Linked DNA regions of Homo sapiens: region 2 is linked to region 1. Evidence: read pairs that join two places in POLR2A ChIA-PET (ENCODE). Cell type or tissue: A673. All regions are shown on one strand.

Region 1 (8,000 bases):
TTCTTCTGTGTCTTCATTACTTCCCTGGTTCTGACCCCAGGGGTTGTGACTTACTGATAGAAATTTGATACTGGTAAGGGTAACCATTATTTGGAAACACGGGACATTTTCTTTTTCTTATGAATTTGGGCAGATTCAGGGTTACCCCTGTGACTTTATGATGTGCGTGTGTACTGCACACTGCTTTCTGTTTTTCTTTTTCTTTTTCTTTTTTTTTTTTTTTGAGACGGTGTCTCGCTCCGTTGCCCAGGCTGGAGTGCAGTGGCGTGATCTCTGCTCACTGCAAGCTCCGCCTCCTGGGTTCATGCCATTTTCCTGCCTCAGCCTCCCGAGAAGCTGGGAATACAGGCACCCGCCACCGTGCCCGGCTAATATTTTGTATTTTTAGTAGAGACGGGGTTTCACCATGGTCTCAATCTCCTGACCTTGTGATCCGCCCGCCTTGGCCTCCCAAAGTCAGCTGGGATTCCAGGTGGGAGCCACCACGCCTGGCCCAAACTGCTTTCTTGAGAGGGTCAAGTTCAAGCCCTGCCTCTGGAAACTGTGCTCAGTGTGGACTGAGTGATGGCTAATAGTTGTTATGAGTTATAGTCAGCGTTTGGTCCCCACACAGTTTTGGGTTCCTCGGCATCCATAGCTCCCATGGGAGTGCCATCTGCAGACCTCTGGGCCGGGTCTTTGGGTGACTGGGGCATCCTTCCTGGAGTCCTCAGCTGGGCTCTGACCGATAGCCACTTGCCCTCCAGGGCCCTGTTTGATTACGACAAGACCAAGGACTGCGGCTTCCTGAGCCAGGCCCTGAGCTTCCGCTTTGGGGATGTGCTGCATGTCATCGATGCTAGTGATGAGGAGTGGTGGCAGGCACGGCGGGTCCACTCTGACAGTGAGACCGACGACATTGGGTTCATCCCCAGCAAACGGCGGTGAGGCTCCTGGGCTCTGTAGCCTTCCTGCCACAGGCACTGAAGTTCCCAAGGTCCCCCGGGGTGGGCAGCCAACAGGGGATGGGTTTGCCCTCTGAACTCCTAGGGGTTTGTCTGTTGGGCCCTCCTGGGGTCCGTGGCTCCCATGAGCCTTTGGGAAGGACAACTCCTTATTGAGGAGCACAGTGTCCAGGGCTGCAGGAGAAGGGGTGTCAGCTGGCCCAGAGTATGGAGAAGGGGTTGTCAGCTGGCTCAGAGCATGGGGGTGGCAGGGGGTAGGCATTCCCCTACCCGCGTATCCCTCCATGTATCCCACAGGGTTGAGCGACGAGAGTGGTCAAGGTTAAAGGCCAAGGTAGGTGGAGGAGGGTGTGAGCCTGGGTGGAAGTGTGAGGGCTCATGGAGCTGAGCTCATAACTAACCCCGTGGCCTGCTTTTTCTTCTTAGGACTGGGGCTCCAGCTCTGGATCGCAGGGTAGGTAGGGTTAGTTCGGGAAGATGTGGGTGAGAGGAGCACTGAGTTGCTTTTGATATCCTCAAGGGGGAGACAGGGCTCCAGGTCCCCTGTTTCAGAGCCCCTTGCAGATGCCCCACCTCCCACCAGGTCGAGAAGACTCGGTTCTGAGCTACGAGACAGTGACGCAGATGGAAGGTGAGCCCTGGCCCCTGCCTTGGCCCCAGCACTTGCTGCTCCCCCAACCCTGCGCTCGGCCTAAGCCAGGCTCTCTCTGCAGTGCACTATGCTCGCCCCATCATCATCCTTGGGCCCACCAAGGACCGCGCCAACGATGATCTTCTCTCCGAGTTCCCCGACAAGTTTGGATCCTGTGTTCCCCGTGAGTGCTGGGGCCTTGGATGGAGGAGAAGGTGGAAGTGGGGGTGGGGCAGGGGAGGCCCATCCCTGGGGCCATAGGCAGAGCCTCCTGGGGGATCGGTGTGTAGGGAGATACAGGGTTTCTCCGAGAAGGGGTGCTTCTCAGCCACCCTCTCATTCCATAGTACCCATGCCCAGGCCAGAGACTTGGAGGCCCTGGAGGGTGCTAGGGGAAGCGGTTCTGGCCCTCTGCAGTCTTGGTCTCCCTGGCAGCTCCCTTTCACCAAAGGACCAGCTGGGCACTATGGGGATTTGATTGAAGTAGGCAGGATTTAAGCTAGAGGGATGGTGGTTAGATCTTTGGGGGGTGGGGTGACTTCCTGGCAGATACGACACGGCCCAAGCGGGAGTATGAGATAGATGGCCGGGATTACCACTTTGTGTCGTCCCGGGAGAAAATGGAGAAGGACATTCAGGCGCACAAGTTCATTGAGGCCGGCCAGTACAACAGCCACCTCTATGGGACCAGCGTCCAGTCCGTGCGAGAGGTGGCAGAGCAGGTAGGACCTGGCGGGCACCCGGTCCTCTTCCTTCTCCCCTCTCCCCACCCCACTGCCTCCCTCCAGCTTTCTCTAACTCTCTCTCTCTCTGTCTCTTTCCCTGCTGGGTCTCCACTCCGCTCCTCCACCTCCTTCTCCTCTTGGGCAACTCTGTCTGACTGCCTGCTCTCTGCCCCTGCTCTCTCTCCCACCTCCCTCACTTCCTGACCCCAAATTCCCCACCACCATCTGGCCTCTTTCTCTCCCCACTCCCTTCTCCTTGCCCCATTTCTCCTCTCTTCCCATGGCCTTGTCTTTGGTGGCTTGGCCTTCCCCACTGGGTCCCTCCCTTTTTCCTGACTCCCCGCTGGCCCTCTCCCCTGCCTCACCCTTTTCTGGGGCCCGGCTCCCCTCTCCCACTCCTCTGCTAACTCCTTTCCTTTCCCCGCTGCTCCTCACCCTGCCCTCCCTCCCTCCCTCCACGGTTCCTTTCTCCATCTGCCTCACTCCCTCCCATCTGTCTCCTTGTTCCTTCCATCTGTCTGTCCTCTGTCCGTCCTCCCCTCCCTCCTCCCTCTATCCTACTTCCTTTCTCCTTTTTCTTGGCTTTCCTTCCCGCCTGTGTCACCTCTGCCTTGCACACCCCGCCCCACTCGCTGCTGCCCCGGCTCTGCCACCATCTCTTGGGTCCCTGCCTGCCTGGTGCTCCTCCCTTCCTCCATTCTGTCCTGTCCCTGCCCTCTCCCGTGCTCTCCATCTTCCCTTTCCTTTCCCTCTGTCTTTTACTCTGTCCATACCCGCTTCCTGCCTGACTCTCTGCCCCCGTGTTTCTTGACATCCATGTCACTCCCCTTCGGCCAACTTCCCATTCCCCACCTCTCCCCGTCCGTGTCCCTCCGGCACTGCTCTCTGTCCTTTCTCGCCACCCGCTGGCCCCCCTCCGCCCACCCTGCCTGCCCCCAGGGGAAGCACTGCATCCTCGATGTCTCGGCCAATGCCGTGCGGCGGCTGCAGGCGGCCCACCTGCACCCCATCGCCATCTTCATCCGCCCCCGCTCCCTGGAGAATGTGCTGTGAGTATGGTCCTGGGGGCCTCCCCTTTGCTCCCCCAACACCTGTGGCCCTGGGCCTCACAAGGCGTCTGCGTTCAACTCTCCCTTCAGAACCCTGGACAGCGGTTTCAGCAGCCCCTGAGGGGGATCCCTGGAACCCAGAGGATGTGGGGGAATCGGGTCTTTCCCCTCCTCTCCTGCCTTGGCTAGACAGGACTACATTTCCCAGCAGCCCCTGGGGCATACCAGCTGGGGCGAGTCAGGGCCTCTAGGGCTGTTGGGAATTGGAGTCCGAATCCCATCTCTGGGGCTGAAGGCTGGAAGGATGAAGCTCCGTAGATGTCCCTGGAGTAGCCACACCTGGCTGGGGCGGTTGCGGGTGGCAGGGGGGTGGGGGGTGGTTCTCATCTGTGGCCCCAGAGGATATTGGGAATTGTATTTTTTTTTTTGCTATGTGCTCCAAATAGAAGAATACTTAACATTCCTGGATAGAGGAGATAAAAGGCAGGGTCAGGTGGGTCCAGTCTCAGGCCTGCTCTCCCTCCCTCTTCACAGAGAGATTAACAAGCGGATCACAGAGGAGCAAGCCCGCAAAGCCTTCGACAGAGCCACCAAGCTGGAGCAGGAGTTCACAGAGTGCTTCTCAGGTGAGGCCACAGCAAGGCTGTTGCCAGCATGTAGGGTGCCCTTGCTCGGATTAGAAAGAGCTCCCCCGCCACCCCCAGTGGATGGCTTAGAAAGAGGTGCCCCTGTGGGCGCGGCATGGTGGCTCACGCCTGTAATCCCAGCACTGGCGGGCACCTGTAATCCCAGCTACTCGGTAGGCCGAGGCAGGAGAATCGCTTGAACCTGGGAGGCAGAGGTTGCAGTGAGCCGAGATCGCACCACTGCACTCCAGCCTGGCGCTAAGAGCAAAACTCAATCTCAAAAAAAAAAAAAAAAAAAAAAAAGAGGTGCCCCTGTGGGCGGGTGCAGCCCCAGGACTTATGGCTTGGAGAGTTGGAAAGAGGTGCCCCTTCCTCTGGGCTGGTGCAACCCCCTTGGCCAGGTGTCCTCTGGCCCTTCCTTGGCCTCACTCCCTGCTCCACCCCACTCCCAGCCATCGTGGAGGGTGACAGCTTTGAGGAGATCTACCACAAGGTGAAGCGTGTCATCGAGGACCTCTCAGGCCCCTACATCTGGGTTCCAGCCCGAGAGAGACTCTGATTCCTGCCCTGGCTTGGCCTGGACTCGCCCTGCCTCCATCACCTGGGCCCTTGGTCTGGACTGAATTGCCCAAGCCCTTGGCTCCCCCCGGCCTCCCTCCCACCCCTTCTTATTTATTTCCTTTCTAACTGGATCCAGCCTGTTGGAGGGGGGACACTCCTCTGCATGTATCCCCGCACCCCAGAACTGGGCTCCTGAACGCCAGGAACCTGGGGTCTGGGGGGGAGCTGGGCTCCTTGTTCCGAGCCCTTGCTCCTTAGGATCCCCGCCCCCACCTGCCCCCAATGCACACACAGACCCACCGGGGGCCACCTGCCCTCCCCCATCCTCTCCCACACACATTCCAGAAGTCAGGGCCCCCTCGAGGAGCACCCGCTGCAGGGATGCAGGGCCACAGGCCTCCGCTCTCTCCTAAGGCAGGGTCTGGGGTCACCCCTGCCCTCATCGTAATTCCCCATGTTCCTTGATTTCTCATTTATTTTTTCCACTTTTTTTCTTCTCAAAGGTGGTTTTTTGGGGGGAGAAGCAGGGGACTCCGCAGCGGGCCCCTGCCTTCCACATGCCCCCACCATTTTTCTTTGCCGGTTTGCATGAGTGGAAGGTCTAAATGTGGCTTTTTTTTTTTTTTTTCCTGGGAATTTTTTTGGGGAAAAGGGAGGGATGGGTCTAGGGAGTGGGAAATGCGGGAGGGAGGGTGGGGGGCAGGGGTCGGGGGTCGGGTGTCCGGGAGCCAGGGAAGACTGGAAATGCTGCCGCCTTCTGCAATTTATTTATTTTTTTCTTTTGAGAGAGTGAAAGGAAGAGACAGATACTTGAAACTTGGTGTGTGGCCTGGTTATTTGGGACCTGGGTGTGGAGGGAGATGGGCGCAGCAGAGTCAGATCCTTCTTCACTCCAAGCCAGAGAGGTTAGTGGCCTGGAAAATGGGCCAGGGAGGTAACTGGCAAATCAAGGAACCCGAGTTGGTGAAGACTGAGCCTGGGAAGGTCTGGAGCTCTGTCCAAAGTCATGACAGGCCAGAAAGGGGAGGCTGGAACTTGTCTGGGGCCCTGCAGACTTAGTCCAGCTCTGATCCCTGCCGGGCTGTCTCAGTCCTGTTGGGAAGCACAACAGTCCTTAAAGGAAAATAGAGAGGAAACTTCGTTCATTCATGTTCATGGAGTTGTGGACAGAGCTAGGATCTGGAAATGATTTTTTTTGTTTTTTTGTTTTTTTTTTTGAGACAGAGTCTTGCTCTGTCGCACAGGCTGGAGTGCAGTGGCTCGATCTCGGCTCACTGTGATCTCTGCCACCCTGGTTCAAGTGATTCTCCTGCCTCAGCCCCCTGAGTAGCTGGGATTACAGATTACTGCCACCATGCCTGGCTAATTTTGTATTTTTAGTAGAGATGGGGTTTCACCATGTTGGTCAGGCTGGTCTTGAACTCCTGACCTTGTTATCCACCCGCCTCAGCCTCCCAAAGTGCTGGGATTACAGGCGTGAGCCACCGCGCCTGGCCTGGAAATGATCTTTACAGAGTTCTGCTGATAAGAACTGCTGTGTGAATATACGCTAGGTTTCTTTATGCGCCCCCCCCACCCTTTTTTTTTTTTTTTTGAGACAGAGTTTCGCTCTTTCGCTCAGGCTGGAGTGCTGTGGTGCGATCTTGGCTCACTGCAACCTCTGCCTGCTGGGTTCACACGGTTCTCCTGCCTCAGCCTCTCGAATAGCTGGGATTACAGGCGCCTGCCACCACTCCTGGCTAATTTTTGTATTTTTAGTAGAGATGGGGTTTTGCTTTGTTGGCCAGGCTGGTCTCGAACTCCTGACCTCAGGTGATCCGCCCAGCTTGGCCTCCCACAGTGTTAAGATTACAGGCATGAGCCACTACGCCCAGCCTTTATGTCCTATCTCTATGGGAAAGATCTGAGGCAGCTTTGTAAATAATGAGGGTAGGAAAATAAGAATCTAAATGCCAAAGATGAAAACTGGAGAAATGTATATGAACTGTGAGGGTAAATGTGATCTCTGAGCTTCCTGATAGCCATGGCAAAAAAGGAAATTGTCAATTACCTACTTCTTTATTATAAGGGAGAAATAATTTTAGTTCTTTTAGGGAGTCATATTTTCCTGGCCCTAAGTCCTAACTGAAGCTCCTGAGATCCTGCTATGTAGAATGGTGACTCTCAGCCTTCTGCCTTCTTCATGTGTTTGGCACAGATGAACCTTTGGGGGCACCTGCTGGGGTACTATTCCTTTCTCTGATTCTCAGGTGCTCCAGTGGGTAAGGCTGAGGCAGAGGGCCCTAAGAGTTATGGTGGTTAAATCCCAAACAGTGCAAAAGGGCATTTTTTGTAGCCACTCCTGACTAAAGTTGAGAGTTTCATGCAAAAGACCAACCCAGGGGTAGTGATTCTGTGGATGGCATGGCCGTCCAAGCCTAAAGTAGTCCAAGAATAGAGGCAGAGATTGCTGAAGGGGTGTCACTTCAACCAGTAGCCACGTATTGCCCTGCAGGATTTTCTATGCAGGACCGAGTCCATCAGGATCCTGGGGATAGGGACCAGGGGTCTGCATTTCTGGAAAGCTCCCGGGTGATTTTGATGTCTCACTGGGTGGAGAAGCACTGCTTCAGAGGATTTTTTTTTTTTTTTTTTTGAGGTCGAGTTTCACTTTTGTTGCCCAAGCTGGAGTGCAATGGCGCGATCTCGGCTCACTGCAACCTCCAACTCCAGGGTTCAAGTGATTCTCCTGCCTCAGCTTCCCAAGTAGCTGGGATTACAGATGCGTGCCATAACACACAGCTATTTTTTAATATTTTTAGTAGAAACGGGGTTTCACCATGTTAGCCAAGCTGGTCTCAAACTCTTGACCTCAGGTGATCTGCCCGCCTTGGCCTCCCAAAGTGCTGGGATTACAGGCGTGAGCCACTGCACCTGGCCCTGATGTTTTTCAAATAATCCTTCTCTTAGCTTGGTTCTGTGTAATAGCAGATGGCTTGAGGCTGTGATAACGTTCTCTATCGTGAGCTGAAGGGAGAAATCTAGGAGCTGAGGAAGGTGTGTGCAGGTAATGCGTCTGCGTGTTAAACTAGAAGGGGCAGAATCACATATTTGACCTGGATGGGGTAGAATCACATAATTTTGCATGTATTATTATTATTATTATTATTATTATTATTGGAGACAGAGTTTCGCTCTTGTTGCCCAGGCTGGAGTGCAGTGGTGCGATCTCTGCTCACTGCAACCTCTGCCTTCCGGATTCAAGCTATTCTCCTGCCTCAGCCTCCCGAGTAGCTGGGATTACAGGTGCATGCCACCACGCCCAGCTAATTTTTTGTATTTAGTAGAGATGGGGATTTCACCATATTGATCAGGCTGGTCTCGAACTCCTGACCTCGGGTGATCCACCCCCCCCCCCCTCGGCCTCCCAAAGTGCTAGGATTACAGGCATGAGCCACCGCGCCTGGCCTGCATGCATTATTTTG
Region 2 (8,000 bases), 410 kb before region 1:
TGGGAATGCCTTTGGAGAACTACTGAAACAAATATGTTATTCATAGAAAGTTGCTCAGGTCATCCACAACTTCTCCTTTTTTACCATGTGCCAGTTCTATGTCATTGAATATGCTGCCTGTGATGCCACCTACAATGAAATTGTTACCCTGGAGCGACTTCGGCCAGTTAATCCCAATCCCCTTGCAACCAAAGGCAGCTTCTTCAAGGTTACCATGGCTGTGCCCGAGGATCTGAGAGAAGCGTGAGTGTTAAGGATGGTGGGAATGAGGGCCCTCTTTACAGCCCTAATCTCTGGCTTTATTTCTCCCAGGCATCACTCCCACTTTGCAGTTTTCTCTGTTGTTCCCCTGGCCCTCTACTAGAGCCCTTCTTGCTAAGAAGACACTTAGTTTCTTTATTTTCCCATCCTTGTTCTTTAACTGTGGTCCCTCTTCTTTTCTTTTCCTTTCTTTCTTTTTTTTTTTTTTTTGGAGACAGAGTTTTGCTCTTGTTGCCCAGGCTGGAGTGCAGTGGCACAATCTCGGCTCACCGCAACCTCCACCTCCTAGGTTCAGGCGATTCTCCTGCCTCAGCCTCCCGAGTAGCTGGGATTACAGGCATGCACCACCACACCCGGCTAATTTTGTATTTTTAGTAGAGACAGGGTTTCTCCATGTTGGTCAGGCTGGTCTCAAACTCCTGACCTCAAGTGATCCGCCTGCCTCAGCCTCCCAAAGTGCTGGGATTACAGGCGTGAGCCACCGCACCCGGCCCAGTCCCTTTTCTTTTCTTATTTACTCAGCCCTGCTTCTCTGAATTTTTTTTTTTTTTTTTAATAGAGACAGGGTCTCACTATGTTGCCCATGCTAGTCTTGAACTCCTGACTTCAAGTGATCATCCTGCCCTAGCCTCCCAAAGTGCTAGGATTACAGGTGCAAACCACCATGTCCAGCCTCCCCCGAACTCTTCACTGTACTCTCTGCATTCTGCCCGCTGAGTACTTTTTTCCTCTGCAGCTGCTCCAATGAAAACGTCCATAAAGAGTTCAAGAAAGCCCTGGGAGCCAACTGCATCTTTCTCAACATCACAAACAGTGAGCTCTTCATTCTGGTGAGTTTATTCTGCCTGAATTTCACATAAGCCTTTTGAACATTTTTTCTTTTTCCCTTTTTAACCCTTTTGCAGAAAGAGAAGGGCTTAAATGTGCTTATATTTATTTGTCAAGAGGACTTTATTGCTCCTGACTCCTACAGGCCCAGGTAGCCCTACCTTTTTTTTTTCTTTTTTTTGAGACGAAGTCTCACTCTTGTCACCCAGGCTGGAGAACAATGGCACGATCTCGGCTCACTGCAACCTCCACCTCCCGGGTTCAAGCAATTCTCCTGCCTCAGCCTCCTGAGTAGCTGGGATTACAGGTGTGCGTCACCACGCCGGCTAATTTTTTTTTTTTTGAGATGGAATCTCACTCTGTCGCCCAGGCTGGAGTGCAGTGGCGCGATCTCGGCTCACTGCAACCTCCACCTCCCAGATTGAAGCGATTCTCCTGCCTCAGCCTCCCGAGTAGCTGGGATTACAGGCGCCTGCCATTGCGCCTGGCTAATTTTTTTTTGTGTTTTTAGTAGAGACAGGGTTTCACCATGTTGGCCAGGCTGGTCCTGAACTGCTGATCTCCTGATCCACCCGCCTCGGCCTCCCAAAGTGCTGGGATTACAGACGTGAGCCACCGCGCCCGACATGCCCGGCTAATTTTTGTATTTTTAGTAGAAACAGGGTTTCACCATATTGGTCAGGCTGGTCTTGAACTCCTGACGTCGTGATCCGCCCGCCTTGGCCTCCCAAAGTGCTGGGATCACAGGCGTGAGCCACCACGCCCGGCCTCTGACCCTTTTTTTTTAAACCTGATAATCATGTTGCCATCTGGGTTAGAGACCCTCTCTTGATATTTGGACTTTCAGAAATAGAGTATGTAGCTCTCACCTTATGCTTGCTCCTTGCTTTCTCTCTAAACCATTTTCCTTCAGTACCCTGATAGTCAGCCTTTGTGGGACTGACAATGAGTCTCCTCCTTCCTAGCTTCATTTCTTTTTTTTTTGAAAACAGAGTATTGTTCTGTCACCAGGCTAGAGTGCAGTGGCGCAGTCTCGGCTCACTGCAACCTCCGACTCCCGGGTTCAAGCGATTCTCCTGCCTCAGCCTCTGGAGTAGCTGGGATTATAGGCATGTGCCACCACGCCCAGCTAATTTTTGTATTTTTAGTAAAGACAGGGTTTCACCACGTTGGCCAGGATGGTCTCGATCTCATGACCTCGTGATCCGCCTGCCTTGGCCTCCCAAAGTCCTGGGATTGCAGGCATGAGCCACCGCGCCCGGTCTCCTAGCTTCATTTCTTAACCCTTTTCCCGGGACTTAGGCATCCTGATTTCTAGTCCCTGGCTCTCCCTTAGTGTTTATTCCAAGCCAGTTTTAATGACTTTCCCACTGGTTTCCTCCCAGTCAACCACAGAAGCCCCTGTGAAGCGAGCATCTCTGCTGGGTGATATGCATTTCCGAAGCCTGCGCACCAAACTGCTACTTATGTCCCGCAATGAAGAAGCTACCAAGCACCTAGAGGTAACTTTTAGCTCCTTTTCCTTCTGCTGAAGGGTATTGTCTTCCTCCCTTCCTACCCTGTCCTCCATCCATGATCTTGTGTTTACAGAACAAAGACTAAGGCTTTTTCTGGGCAATTAAACCTGGGTCAGCTATTTTATCTCAGACTCCTCCAGATGGCAGAGCTCTATCATGGTATAGTGCAATTATTTTCAAATTTCTTTTAGCCAATTTTTTTTTTTTTTTTTTGGGAGACAGAGTCTCGCTGTGTCGCCTAGGCTGGAGTGCAATGACACGATCTCGGCTCACTGCAACCCCTGCCTCCTGTGTTTAAGCGATTCTCATGCCTCAGCCTTCTGAGTAGCTGGGATTACAGGCGTGCGCCACCACACCCGGCTAAGTTTTGTATTATTAGTAAGATGGGGTTTTGCCATGTTGCCCAAGCTGGCCTCGAACTCCTGGCCTCATGTGATCCACCCGCCTCAGCCTCCCAAAGTGCTGGGATTACAGGCGTGAGCCACCACACCTGGCTGAATGGTTTTTTTTGAGACGGAGTCTCACTTTGTCACCCAGGCTGTAGTGTAATGGTATAGTCTCAGCTGACTGCAACATCCACCTTCTGGGTTCAAGCGATTCTCCCGCCTCAGCCTCCTGAGTAGCTGGGACTACAGGCTTGTGCCACCACACCCAGCTCATTTTTGTATTTTTAGTATTGATGGGGTTTCACCATGTTGACCAGGCTGGTCTCAAACTCCTGACCTCATGATCCACCTGCCTCGGCCTCCCAAAGTGCTGGGATTACAGACATGAGCCGCTGCGCCCGGCCTTGGTCTTGAACTTCTAGGCTCAAGAGATCCATCTGCCTGTACTTTGCAAAGTGCTAGGATTACAGGTGTGAGCCACCACATGCAGCCTAGACTAGAATATTTATTTTTTAGGGTGGGCGCGGTGGCTCACGCCTTTAATCGCAGCACTTTAGCACTTTGGGAGGCCGAGGCAGGCAGATCAATCCGAGGTTGGGAGTCGAGACTGGTGAAACCCCATCTTTACTAAGAAGACAAAAATCAGCTGGGCGTGGTGGCACATGCCTGTAATTTCAGCTACTCGAGAGACTGAGGCAGGAGAATCGCTTGAACCTGGGAAGTGGAGGTTGCAGTGAGCCAAGATTGCGCCATTGCACTTCAGCCTGGGTGACAAGAGTGAAACTCTGTCTCAAAGAAAAAAAGGATATGACTGGGCGCGGTGGCCCACGTCTGTAATCCCAGCACTTTGGGAGGCTGAGGCGGGCAGATCACCTGAGGTCGGGAGTTCAAGACCAGCCTGGCCAACATGGGTGAAACCCCGTCTCTACTAAAACTACAAAAATTAGCCAGGCGTGGTGGCAGGCGCCTGTTGTCCCAGCTACTCGGGAGGCTGAGGCAGGAGAATCGCTTGAACCTGGGAGGCGGAGGTTGCAGTGAGCCGAGATCACACCATTGTACTCCAGCCTGGGCAACAAGAGTGAAACTCCATCTCAAAGAAAAAAAGGATATTTCTTGTTTTTTTGTTTGTTTTTTGAGATAGCGTCTCTGTCGCCCAGGCTAGAGCGCAGTGGCGCTATCTTGGCTTACTGCAACCTCCACCTCCCAGATTGAAGCGATTCTCCTGCCTCAGCCTCCCAAGTAGCTGGGATTACAGGTGTGTGCCATCACACCTGGCTAATTTTTGTCTTTTTTAGTAGAGATGGGGTTTCACCATGTTGGCCAGGCTGATCTCAAACTATGGACCTCAGGTGATCCGCCCACCTCGACCTCCCAAAATGTTGGGATTACAGGTGTCAGCCACCACGCCTGGCCTGACTAGAGTATTTCTGTGAGATCTTTTTGAATTCTGACATCGTATAATTGTCAGATTCCCTTTCGTTGGTATTATACTATTCTAAGTGAATAGGGTGTGTGTGTTTGAATACCATTTCCATTTATCAAGGGAATTGATCTTTTTGGGAGGCTTTTTTCTGTGCCTGTGCAATTTCTGGGTCATGATAATCTTTGACTTCTTCAGGGATCCTGCTCAGGGCACTGGCAGGTAAAAATTCACCATTACCTTCAGATGATACAAACTTTATTTTTTGTTTTTGTTTTTTGTTTTGAGATGGAGTCTCAGTCTGTTATCCAGGCTGGAGTGTATGTAGTGGTGCGATCTCAGCTCACTGCAGTCTCTACCCCCCGAGCTCAAGTGATCCTCTCACCTCAGCCTTTGGGTGGGTGGGATTACAGGTGCATGCCACCATACCTGGCTATTTTTTTTTTTTTTTTGGAGACAGTTTCCCTCTGTCACCCAGGCTGGAGTGCAATGGCACAATCTCCGCTCCCTGCAACCTCTCGCTCCTGGGTTCAAGCGATTCTTGTGCCTCGGCCTCCCAGGTAGCTGGGATAATAGGCACGCGCCCCCACGTCTGGATAATTTTTGCTTTTTTAGTGTTTCACCATGTTGCCCAGGCTGGTTTTGAACTCCCGACCGCAGGTGATCCACCTGCCTTGGCCTCCCAAAGTACTGGGATTACAGGCATGAGCCACTATACCTGGCCCTAATTTCAGTATTTTTAGTAGAGACGGAGTTTCACCATGTTGGCTAGGCTGGTCGCGAACCCCTGGCCTCAAGGGATCCACTTGCCTTGGCCTCCCAAAGTGCTGGGATTATAGACATGACCCATTGCACCCGGCCTAATTTTTGTTGTTGTTTTTTAATTTTTTGAGACGGAGTCTCATTCTGTCGTCCAGGCTGGAGTGCAGTAGTGCGATCTCAGCTCACTGCAGCTTGTGTAGTTAGCGCAGAGTGAGCAAAGGGAGACCGATACAAAATTCGGTCAGAGAGTAGATCATGTAAGACATGTACGGTAGGCTGAGGAGGGGGGATTTTATTGTGCGTATACTGAGAAGCCATTGAGTTAACAGTGCCTTCTGGTTTTTTGTTTTGTTTTGTTTTGTTTTGTTTTTGAGACGGAGTCTCGCTCTGTCACCCAGGCTGGAGTGCATTGGCGTGATCTCGGCTCACTGCAAGCTCCACCTCCCAAGTTCACGCCATTCTCCTGCCTCAGCCTCACGAGAAGCTGGGACTACAGGCGCCTGCCACCACGCCCGGCTGATTTTTTTGTATTTTTTTTTAGTAGAGATGGGGTTTCACCGTGTTAGCCAGGATGGTCTTGATCTCCTGACCTCGTGATCCACCCACCTCGGCCTCCCAAAGTGCTGGGATTACAGGCGAGAGCCACTGTGCCCGGCCGAAAGTGCCTTCTGTTTTAAACTCCTGTTTCAATGACAGATGGAAAGGGGGGCAAGAATGGAAGCAGGAACAGAGCACAGTAGTCCAGGTGAGAAACTTGAACTGGAGTGCTAAAGGAAGAGAGAGAGAGTAGTTTTATGTAGGATAAATTTTACGAGTAAAACCAGTAGGACTGACAGGCTCTGTGATACTGAGAGATACATATTTGGTCTCCTGACCAGGCTCCTGGCATTCAACTTCTAAAATCCTTGGAATCTCCAGTGATGTGTGTTTTTGTGTGCTGATGAGTTGATTCATGGCTAGCCCCTCTAGGTGGCTTCATGATTAGAGGGTTGGAACTTTCAGCCTCACCCCCACCAACTTCCTGGGAGGGGAATGGGGCCAAAGGTTAAGGCAATCACTGAGGATCAGTGATTTAATCAGTCATGCCTAGTAGTGAAGCCTCTAAAAACCGGAAAGGGGCCGGGTGCAGCGGCTCACGCCTGCAATCCCAGCACTTTGGGAAGCCGAGGCAGGTGGATTGCCTGAGGTTAGGAGTTTGAGACCAGTCTGGCCAGCATGGTGAAACCCCTTCTCTACTAAAAATACAAAAAAAGGGAGGCAGAAGTTGCAGTGAGCAGAGATCATGCCACTGCACTCTAGCCTGGGTGACAGACCCCATCTCAAAAAAAAGAAAAAAAAAAAAGAAAACCCAGCTGTTCTGCAAGCTTATCTAGAAGACGCTTATAGGTCATTGTAGATCTCTTCCCCTCCCCTCCTAATGTAGTGATTTTGAACACTCAACTTAGTTTATTTTTCCAACTTTCTCTTCTTGCCTGGTATAAATCCTTGGTATAATTCAGTCCTATCCAACTTGGAAGTGGGAAGTAGTGTATTTCAATCTAGGAATGTCTCCTTTCAGGTATTGTTTCTATTTGGTGCTTACAACATGGGATTCACTCCTCTAAAACCTTTCCTGTCTTCCTGCCCCTGAACCCAGGGGTTCCTCTAAGGACTGATTGAGAAATGAAGTGAAAGCCTGGTGTTCTAGAGGCATGTTTTCTGTTTTTCTTAACCCCTCACTTTTTTTTGAGACAGAGTTTTGCTCTGTCACCAGGCTGGAGTGCAGTGGCATGACCTCGGCTCACTGTAACCTCCAACTCCCTGGTTCAAGCAATTCTCCTGCCTCAGCCTCCCAAGCAGCTGGGATTATAGGCACACCCCACCAAGGCCAGCTAATTTTTGTATTTTTAATAGAGATGGGGTTTCACTATGTTGGCAGGATGGTCTTGATCTCCTGACCTTGTGATCCACCTGCCTCAGCCTCCCACAGTGCTGGAATTACAGGCGTGAGCCACCGCGCACAGCCTACCCCTCACTTTTTACTTAAGTTGTTGAGTTTTATTTGGGGATGAGTTGATATTTGTTTGATTAAGGTAAGAGTTCCTTACACTTGCATGTACCTTGTGAGAAGTACTTTCACACCAGCCTTGTCTAATCCTCTTGCTAGTCTTGAGAATAAGATAAGTTGGATATAATCACTTAGCAGATGACACAAGAGGCAGAGTATGTTTTGTTTAAGATCACACAGATAGATACTCTTAGGGACAGATACTGTTAGGGCCAAATCCAGAACTTCGGTGTGTCCCAGTCCAAACTCTGCCCTCTTTACCTTTCCTCCCCCACAAACCACTGGTATTTGGAAGGAGTGGAATTAAAAGTTCCTGACCTTGGCCGGGCGTGGTGGCTTATGCCGGTAATCCCAGCACTTTGGGAGGCTGAGGCGGGCGGATCACCTGAGGTCAGGAGTTTGAGACCAGCCTGGCCAACATGGTGAAACCTTGTCTCTACTAAAAATACAGAAATTAGCCAGGCATGGTGGTGGACACCTGTAGTCGTAGCTACTCAGGAGGCCGAGGCATGAGAATCACTTGAAGTCGAGAGGCGGAGGTTGCAGTGAGCTGAGATCGCGCCACTGCACTCCAGCCTGGGCGACAGAGCGAGACGCCATCTCAAAGAAAAAACAAAAAGTTCCTGACCTTTCCACACAGGTCCTCGTGGTCCGCGGACTCCAGAGTGGTTCTAGCTTTCTATTAATATCACACAGTTTTCCTTATTTAAGTTATGCAAAGGGTCGTGTGCCTGGGACTGTGAGATTCTACCACCATGATTCCTACAGTGACTTTTCCT

What was found. Peaks named below come from ENCODE experiments on the same cell type or tissue, not always from the same donor. Only the 100,000 strongest peaks of a DNase experiment are listed, where the experiment ranks them.
Region 2: POLR2A ChIA-PET joins it to region 1 with 10 read pairs; 3 of 35 experiments call an interaction of 5 or more read pairs at or near these places.

What each region holds. Positions count from the first base shown.
Region 1 is chr17:7,187,242-7,195,241 of GRCh38, reverse strand. DLG4 (discs large MAGUK scaffold protein 4) reads left to right here. Exons shown (of 20, transcript NM_001321075.3): 12 at 747-923; 13 at 1,242-1,278; 14 at 1,371-1,398; 15 at 1,528-1,575; 16 at 1,658-1,759; 17 at 2,125-2,297; 18 at 3,240-3,349; 19 at 3,884-3,975; 20 at 4,428-8,000. The coding sequence ends at 4,534. Among named protein-coding and RNA genes, the nearest start is that of ASGR1, 12 kb to the right of the region's middle. In A673, no CTCF peak of the experiment used is centred here; a DNase peak (open chromatin) is centred at 3,571.
Region 2 is chr17:7,596,000-7,603,999 of GRCh38, reverse strand. FXR2 (FMR1 autosomal homolog 2) reads left to right here. Exons shown (of 17, transcript NM_004860.4): 5 at 95-243; 6 at 998-1,091; 7 at 2,475-2,591. Among named protein-coding and RNA genes, the nearest start is that of SOX15, 9.9 kb to the right of the region's middle. In A673, no CTCF peak of the experiment used is centred here; no DNase peak of the experiment used is centred here.